3 separate regions of the Homo sapiens genome follow, and regions 1 and 2 are each linked to region 3. A link is a contact called in ENCODE Hi-C or POLR2A ChIA-PET data. All regions are on one chromosome and are shown on one strand. Each heading gives the region's core, a stretch centred on a gene start or an enhancer-like site at or near the end of the contact. The rest is flanking DNA. Distances are from core to core; before and after follow the strand shown.

The links. Hi-C counts contacts between places; a loop is a spot of excess contacts on that map. ChIA-PET counts read pairs that join two places held with the same protein, here RNA polymerase II (POLR2A). Pooled maps may share reads with other maps.
Region 1: a loop to region 3 is called in a pooled map, with 2.2 times the contacts of the local background. The contact joins the enhancer-like site here to the promoter of EPCART in region 3. A Hi-C loop is called at or near these places in 2 of 168 maps with a recorded cell type or tissue (Calu3 and PC-9), 1 of 37 single-sample maps with no recorded cell type and 2 of 50 pooled maps.
Region 2: a loop to region 3 is called in a map of GM18951, with 7 times the contacts of the local background. The contact joins the enhancer-like site here to the promoter of EPCART in region 3. A Hi-C loop is called at or near these places in 22 of 168 maps with a recorded cell type or tissue (A673, GM18951, HepG2 and 15 more) and 23 of 50 pooled maps. POLR2A ChIA-PET finds 5 or more read pairs at or near these places in 3 of 52 experiments (H1, HepG2 and MCF 10A).

Annotation. Positions count from the first base shown.
Region 1 is chr2:180,737,810-180,740,643 of GRCh38, reverse strand. All of the region lies in intron 3 of SCHLAP1 (SWI/SNF complex antagonist associated with prostate cancer 1), which reads right to left. Among named protein-coding and RNA genes, the nearest start is that of SCHLAP1, 47 kb to the right of the region's middle. Within about 2 kb of position 1,368, at least 2 of the 41 ENCODE cell types and tissues checked have a DNase peak (open chromatin) inside an H3K27ac peak, as active enhancers do.
Region 2 is chr2:181,068,768-181,071,523 of GRCh38, reverse strand. No RefSeq gene overlaps it. Among named protein-coding and RNA genes, the nearest start is that of LINC01934, 54 kb to the left of the region's middle. Within about 2 kb of position 1,268, at least 2 of the 41 ENCODE cell types and tissues checked have a DNase peak (open chromatin) inside an H3K27ac peak, as active enhancers do; they include PC-3, where a contact is called at or near this core.
Region 3 is chr2:180,123,764-180,126,463 of GRCh38, reverse strand. EPCART (ERG-positive prostate cancer associated androgen responsive transcript) reads left to right here and starts at 1,270. Exons shown (of 4, transcript XR_923634.3): 1 at 1,270-1,784.

The sequences.
Region 1 (2,834 bases), core at 119-2,618, 610 kb before region 3:
TTGTACCCAACTACTAGCAAAAAGGCTTGGAGCATCCGGGAATGGCCTTGATACTGAAGTCAGCAGGCAAAATCTACTACTGCCTGAGCACCAGGCCAAGGGGCCAAAAATGGTCTGGAGATTACCCTCTTGTTACCTCAGTAAAAGTGTGGCCGAAGAGAAGGACACACACTAGTTTCCCTAGTCTGAGTTTTTCTGCAATCAGGAAAGTATCCATTAATTTACAAAGAAACAAAAGGCTTAAAGCTTTGTCAAAAATCAAATGCAGGCCATGTGCAGTGGCTCATGCCTGTAATCCCAGCACTTTGGGAGGCTGAGGTGGGTGGATAGCTTGAGGTTAGGGGTTCAAATCCAGCCTGGCCAACATGGCAAAACCCCATCTCTACTAAAAATACAAAAAATTAGCCAGGCGTGGTGGTGGGCATCTGTAGTCCCAGCTACTCAGAAGGCTGAGGCAGGAAATTGCTTGGGAACCTGGGAGGTGGAGGTTGCAGTGAGCCAAGATCGTGCCACCGCACTCCAGCTTAGATGACAGAACGAGACTCTGGAAAAAAAAATTAAATGAAGCTAAAGTTTTATTATCATACCTTTCCACTTCCTTGAAAAAATTCAGTAGCTCTTGTATGATTTTAAATTTATCATTTTCTATACAATCTATAGCATGGCTTGCCTATTTTCTCTTATTTTTTTATTGCAATTTGTGGCTGTAAATATGCAAAGATATTTATGAACAAACATTCTACCAGAAACAAATATAAGAGAAACATATATTTTCACTATATACATACTTATTTTTATTAAGGGCATATAATGACCCTTTGTTTGAAAACATATTACTAAAATGTGGTTTCATAATCATATAGGTAGACTCTTTATATTGTAACCAGCACAAATATTCACTAAGGAGAAACATGCAAAATATTTTTCAAATACATATTTCAGTTGAGAACTGGACCTTGAGAACTAGAGATGCCCTGATAAGCATTCAAGATATAGCCAATCCTACCAACTGTTTTGTGATTCTAGAAGAGAGTAGGGAATATCTGGACTATCTGGAATGTCTACAATATCTGGAGAGAATCCAAATTGCCAAATGATATCAAATAATCATATGAATAATGTCTTATTTCTGGAAGCAGTCAAATGAGACCCATGTGAGCAGTTAGGACAATATCCACTTTAAGCCTTCTGCAAACAATTTCTGTAATCTTTCCTAAACCTGCTTTTACAGCACTCATTAGTATTCTTTGGCTGTCTGGCACTTGATGCCTCTGTGATAGATATTAAATATCTTAAGGGAGGCAGGCCCCACTAGTATGTCACAAGCTGATGCTGTGGCTCATGCAAGCCAAAGCTCCATGGAGAAGCCGATGGCAAAACCTCAGAAGAGTGACAGGTCACAGCTGTTAGCCCTAGGATAGATGCTGGGTGAATCAAGGCCTAGTGTAAGTCTTTTTGTTCCCAATCAAACATGTGGGCTACACAATCCTTAAGGTAACCAAGCTGGATTCTCAACATGGTATTCCTAACTCTAAATGGGAGTCTCAGATTAGGAATGCCTTGCACATTTTAGATGCTTAGGTTATATAATATTGATGTAAGTATGTTGGGTAACTGCAGACAATGCTTGCATGAAGGAATATTATGCATCTGTCTCCTCAGCAAATGTATTGTTATTTGGTTATTGTGCCTCTACCATGCCACAATGTCTCATTCCCAAATTACCAAACATTCAATTGCTCTCCTGGGTCTTTTGGTTTCAAAACTTTGTGGAAGAGAACTATAACTCCTTGCTTAAATCCTTGTCATCAGATGTAAAAGCTAGAATAAACTGCATTTTATAACCCTAGGAAAGCTTTGGAAACTCTCAGCATATTAATAAGGAAGCTTTATTTCTGTCCTATTGGGGAAAAAATTAGTAGTTTATCTGAAGATATAAAGTCAAGATCCCTAACAATTTTTCTTTTCTTTCCTGAAGCAGGTCCCCAAATTTTTAACTTTTAATTTACTTTTCATTTAGTATAGGATATTCTCAGTGAGATGTACCATTGTATGCGTGTCTTTGATATCTAGAAAACTCTACATGAGCTATTTACATGTAAAAAGTTAATATTCAAGATGTTTTGATAGTGGTAAAGCATCAAAGCAATTGTACTGGTTGAGATGCAACTTGTCACTTGGAATAAATCAAACCTTTTAAAGTATATTAATAGAAAATGACTGTACACTAAAAAAATTAATTGGATGGTGATAATTTTTATATATTATATATAATAAATTGCATGTTATGTAAAGAAATTTTTTTAAAGATGGTAAGGCAAACTTTAATCTTGTGGGGGCCATAGTGATAGGTAAAGGGATCACTGGAATGGGGTCTTGCGGTGGAGGAGGGAGATTGGACTCAACTCCCTGTGTAAAGCAATTGTGAAGCTTTAGCTTACAAACGAGGTTGTTTTCCTTGTGAATGGGTTAGAATGACCAGTTTTATCAATACATATGTTACAATCAACTGTAAGTGTCATAAGTCATTAATTACTGATGGTAGACAAAGTACAAAAATTTGTAGAAGACTGTCTTTAGAATACATTAGAGTTGATTCAAAGTTATCTTCATATTAACATCTCTCTCACTTGTCCTGGAATATGCTTCCTAGACTGTGAGAGAGGGGAATTAAAGGAACTGGACAACAGAGCATGACACACACATGAGCTCCATTCCCATTTGCAGCACAAGGTATGATATTGTAGTATAATCAGAAATGTGTATTTGGTCTTCATCCTCAGTTTCTGACAGAGAGCTCCCCAAACCCTTGCAGCTTCTTCAGTGATAGGAGT
Region 2 (2,756 bases), core at 19-2,518, 950 kb before region 3:
TCAGGGACGTCATCTGCCACACCATCCACTGAGGCTTTTCCAAAGCTCTGTGTAACTCACCTTGGACACCCCTCTTCCTGACTAGACCATGATGACCTCTTTGGGAAACACAGCGTAACTATTTTTGTGTCCAGCATTTAAAGCAGTATTAACTTTCAGCAAATAATTGAATTTCTCTAGTTAAAATTGGTGTCAAGGTAGATTCTTCAATGACTTCAGGAAAATCACTTGAATGAAACAAAAATTAAGGTGCTAAAGATTCAAACAACTGCTAAACCATACCTGATGAAAAAGAGGAGCCATTCGAGCTGATATGGATGTTTTAATTGCATGTTCATTAACATGTTAACTATGAAATAAACGAAAGGCTCATCCAGATAGACAACTCAATCATTCATTTTTACACTTGACCACAAACGACTAGTTACTCTGCTGGACATTAATGGGTCACACAGATGTATGAACTGTCGTCTCCCCATTCTCACTTTCAGCCAATAACATCTCGTTTCATGGAGGAGTAGAAGCTACCAAAGAACTTCCTACGAACCACATCTACCCTCCAATCTCACCTATGCCCATGTCCTCTGCAAATTCACAACAAGGGCCAAACACCTCACTTGTACTAGATCCTATCCCCTCTTGCTTATCTAGGGGAACTCAAGAATTTGGTGAATGACAATGCTGCTGTAAGTGCTGGATGCTGCACTTCCCAAAGAGCTTCTGCTCTAGTCAGGGAGAAAGACAGATGTCCAAGGTAGTGCAGAACTTTGAAAACACCCTGAATAAATTATGTAGCAGATAACTTTTTCAAGGACACTGCTCCTCCTCCCCTACACCATCCACTTCCTCCTCTCTAATCTTTCCTATCAATATACAAACATGCTGTAATTTCTCCCATCTTAAAGAAACTCCAACTACTCCCTACTTCTCTATTTCACTGCAAAATTGTCAGGAGTCTCCAAGTTCTCTATTCCTTGTTACTTTATTCAATCAAGCTTTAATTTCATTGCTCCAACAAAATTGCATATAAAAGTCACCAGTGTCTAGGACTCCTGAGTTGCTAATGGCTATTTAGGTCCTTATTTTATTTGGCTTATCAGTAGTCTCTCATGGGGTAGATCATTCCCACCTCCTTGAAACTTTTTACTTCCCTTTCAGGTTATCACACTCTCCTGATTTTCCTTTCACTTCTTGAGCGTTCCTTCCTGGATTACTTTGCTGACTCATCTCTCCTCAGCCTCCTAATGCTGGGAGTGCCTAAGCTTCTTTCTTCTCTAGCAGCACTCATTCCCTTGAGTGAGTGATCATAGGTCTCACAGCTATAAATACCAACTACACACTCACGTGTCACAAATATACATCCCTGGCCCAGAACTCTTGAATTCCAAATTTGTATATCCAATCTTGCACTTCCATTTGGATGTTTAATAGGCATTTCAAACTTAACCTGTCAAAAACTAAGCTCATAATCTTTCTCCCTATCCTGCTTCACCCTCGAGTTTTTCACCTTGGTTAATGACAACTACAGCCTACTAGTTTGCTCAGGCCCTAAACTCTAACTCCTTTTTCACACCACATATTCAATCTATCAGCAAATCTTCTTAGCTCTATTTTTAACCAGAACCTGACCTTTTCTTACTACTTACACTGCCACCACCCAGGTTGAAGTCACTGGTATCTCTCACCTGGATTACTGCATTAGCCTCCTAACTGGTCCCCCTGCTCCCAATTCCTTAGCCCCACAGCAAGTTTTTCTCTGACTGATCAGATTCTAATAAATCATGTCCTGTTGCTCGTTGGCTAAAAACAGCTTCCAGTGGTGTCCCATCTTATTTAGAATACTAGCCAAACTCCTTAAAATGAAATACAAGACCCTATGTGATCTGCCCACCTGTCATCTTCTTGACCTGGCCTCCTATTCCTCTCCTAGTTGCTCACCTGCTCCAGCCCTCCTAAGCACTTGCTACCTTTTGAATGCATTGGGCATGCTCTTGTTACAAGATTTTTTCAGTTGGTATTCCCTCCGCCTGTAGGACTCTTTTCCTATGTGGCTTATTCCTCACCATCTTCAGCTCTTGACTCATTTTTTAGGTGAGGTCTTCCCCGACTACCCTTGTTATAACTGTAATTCAACCTCCCCTTTCTTTCTCCCTCACTGCACACACTATTTCCCTTCCCTACTTTGTTTTTCTCCATAACACTTACCATCTAACATACATATATGTGTGTGAGAATGTGTGCGTACGCACACACACACACACACATATATATATACACTTTTAAATTTTTTTGGTCTGTCTCCTAGCAATTGAAAGTAAACTCCATAAGGGTAGGAATTTTCGTGTATTTTATTCACTGCTAATCCTAAGCACCCAAACCAATATTCCAGTGTACACAACTAATAACTTACTGAATGAAATAAATTGGATCCCTTATTTCTAGGGGCTCATAATTGAGATGATATACATACACAAGTAAAACATTATATATGTCCTTAAAAAAAAATAACCATGGAAGAAAAAACATGGTGTCTCATGCATATTTAAAATGATCTTCACCATTTGAGAGTTCTGTGACCACAGCAAGAGTTTAGCAGAGGGCTAAAAAGTGCTCTTCAAACGATGATAAAGGAATCAGGTAAGGGGTGCCAGTGAAAGCCCTACAGTGTTATCCCCTCATACTCTTTATCTCATAAATTAATACTCTTCTTCATCACTTTGTAGATGAAAACTTGAAATGCTCATATGAAGACCTAA
Region 3 (2,700 bases), core at 21-2,520:
AACAAAACACAAAACAGAACAACAAGTGAGAAGGAGGAGGGGGAAAGAGAGAAGGAGGTGGTGTGGGGTGGAGAGGAGATGATGCCCCCTTCTGTCATACAACAAAATCCATTTCGAATATCGAAACTTGCCAAGATCAAAACTGGCCAAAACAACAAACTCCACTGTTGAAATTGACAGTACGGTATAAGACAATAACCCAGGTTTCTCAATTGAAATAACTTTGCCACAAATTTCATCTCAACGTCTTTAATATCATGGTTCCCAGCCCTTCATGCTCATTAGTATCCCCTGGGAAGATTTAAAGCTGTACTGATGCCCTAAAACCATTCTCCTGATTCTGATGTGGTTGGTCTAGGGTGCAGCCTGGGCATCAGGAGATTTAAAAGCTCCCAGGGAATTGTATGTGCAGGTACTCAGTGTTTATCAAAAGACAGAAGACACAGCTATTCCAGACACCTGTTTGAACTGATTGATGGCAACCCAGCTTCATTAGATGTCTACCTAGTGTTGAATCTTTGTAGCATCCCCCACATTTGTTCCGTGAAACAGGGACAATAGGAGATCACAGTCTTACATAGCTCTCTGACCCATTAATCAACGGGTTGTTCCTCTCTGGTTCTCTCTGTGGGTTCTGACTCATGCTGCAGTAGAGAAAAAAGACAAACAGCCTAGCCAATAAACGACCGCTGCTACGCGATCTCCTTTGACTACAGTAAAGGGCCAGAAACTGCCTTTGGGAGTGCAGAGACAGTGTAGGAACGATGCTGCCATCTGGCTGCCTTCCTGGGCATCTCTTTAAAAAAAAAAAAAAAAAAAAAGTGAGTTACTAATCATACTCTCCTACATTTACACATTAGATACAGGCTTCACTATTCCTTTGCAGTGAGGACTCCTCAGTGACAGGCAGAACCCAAAGGGAGAGCAAAGCAGCCCAAGGGGAGCAGAGCAACCCAAAGGGAAAGCAGAGTAGGCCAAGTAGAACAAATGCTCGCCTTAAACTTTTTTTTCCTTTTTGAGACAGGGTCTCACTCTGTTGCCTAGGGTGGAATGCAGTGGCGCCATCTTGGCTCACTGCAGCCTCAACCTCCCGGGCCCAACGGATTCTCCTACCTCAGCCTTCTGAGTAGCTTGGGACAGCCGTGCACCACCACGCCCAGCTAATTTTTTGTTTGTTTGTTTTTGTACAGACAGGGTTTCAGCATGCTGCCCAGGCTGGTCTTGAACTCCTGGGCTCAAGTGATCCACCTGACTCAGCCTCCCAAAGTGCTGGGATTAAAGGGGTGAGCCACTGTACCTGGCAACACCTTTAAAAATTTCTTCACCCACCTATCCACCTTTAAAGTTGTTCTTTGAGGGCTTTCAGGAATGAGGTTAATCCAAATAGGATAAGGCAGTTTTGTTCCCAGGAAGTATTTAACACACTGGTTCTCAACTTTCCTACACATTAGAATCACCTCGGGGAGGTTTGTGAAAATGCAGATTGCTGGTCTCCACTCCCATCCAATTCAGTAGGTCCGAGCTGAAGTCTGAGAATTTGCAATTGTAACAACCTCCCAGATGACACTGCTGGTCTGGGAAATCACACTTTGAAAACCACTGAACAAATTGTCAAAAAATAATTGCTGACAGTCAGTAATGTAATAAATCCATTAGCCCCCTCCAGCCAAGGAGGGAAGACTGGGTAAAGAAGCCATAGACGGTGGCAGTGACCGGGGTCAAAAGATGTTGCCACTATGGGGTTGTTCCTAGGTATCTATGGAGTAGCATACCAAAAAGGCCAGGTAAGAAGAAGTGGTATGGATGAGGATTAGACGAAAAATGCCTCTTCATTGTTTTGCCTGGGCTCCTCAGAGACTTGTGGGAAATATTGCATCGTCTCTTAACTAAATATTAAATCATCCCTGTGCATCTAATTTAGTGGGGGGCAGACCTGTTTCACAAGCCAAAATAACAGGCTGCAATAACTGAGGATTTTATATATACCCTGACCAAAGAAGTTTGCATTCTCATAGCACCATCTAGTGGAAATTTGGGGATTTTTGTTTTACATCGAACAGCCTAAAATGGAGATAGTTTATGTTATTATGACAGGGAGAGAAGACTGCACGATTTGCTAATTGAGGTGCAATACAGACAAGTAAACAAAAACAGGAAAAATGTGGCTTATGTGAAAGACATTTTTTAACCATATACAACATGTTCTATAAAAACAGAGCAAAGCCGTTAGCTGAGGAACTTGTGTGCACAAAGAAATATGTACAAATAGCTTTTCCAGAACAGTCTAGTAAAAATATGTAGTAAAAGTGGGAAGATTATGTTATATAGAAATATATGTTTATGTGCTGTGTTTATATGCCACAGCCTCAAACCTTCTTATAACTTATTAACAATTATATGAAAATATAGGAACAAAGCTCATGTTCTGTATGAATACAACAGGATTCAAATAACCACATACATTACAAAGAGTTGAATAAATTGAATTCTCTATTTTCTACTGTATAGTCAAGGAAGAGACAGAGTAAGGAGGAAAACAGTTGTCAAATCTGCTGGTGGTTCTGAGAAGGGATCAGAGAGGTAAAAATGCAAGGTGTTAAAAATCTGTTTTACTGGCCCACAAAATGTTGTTTGCAAAACTCTGTTCTAGATGAGCTGATAGTTTAAGGGTAACTGTTTCACTAAATGGTTTGAACTCAA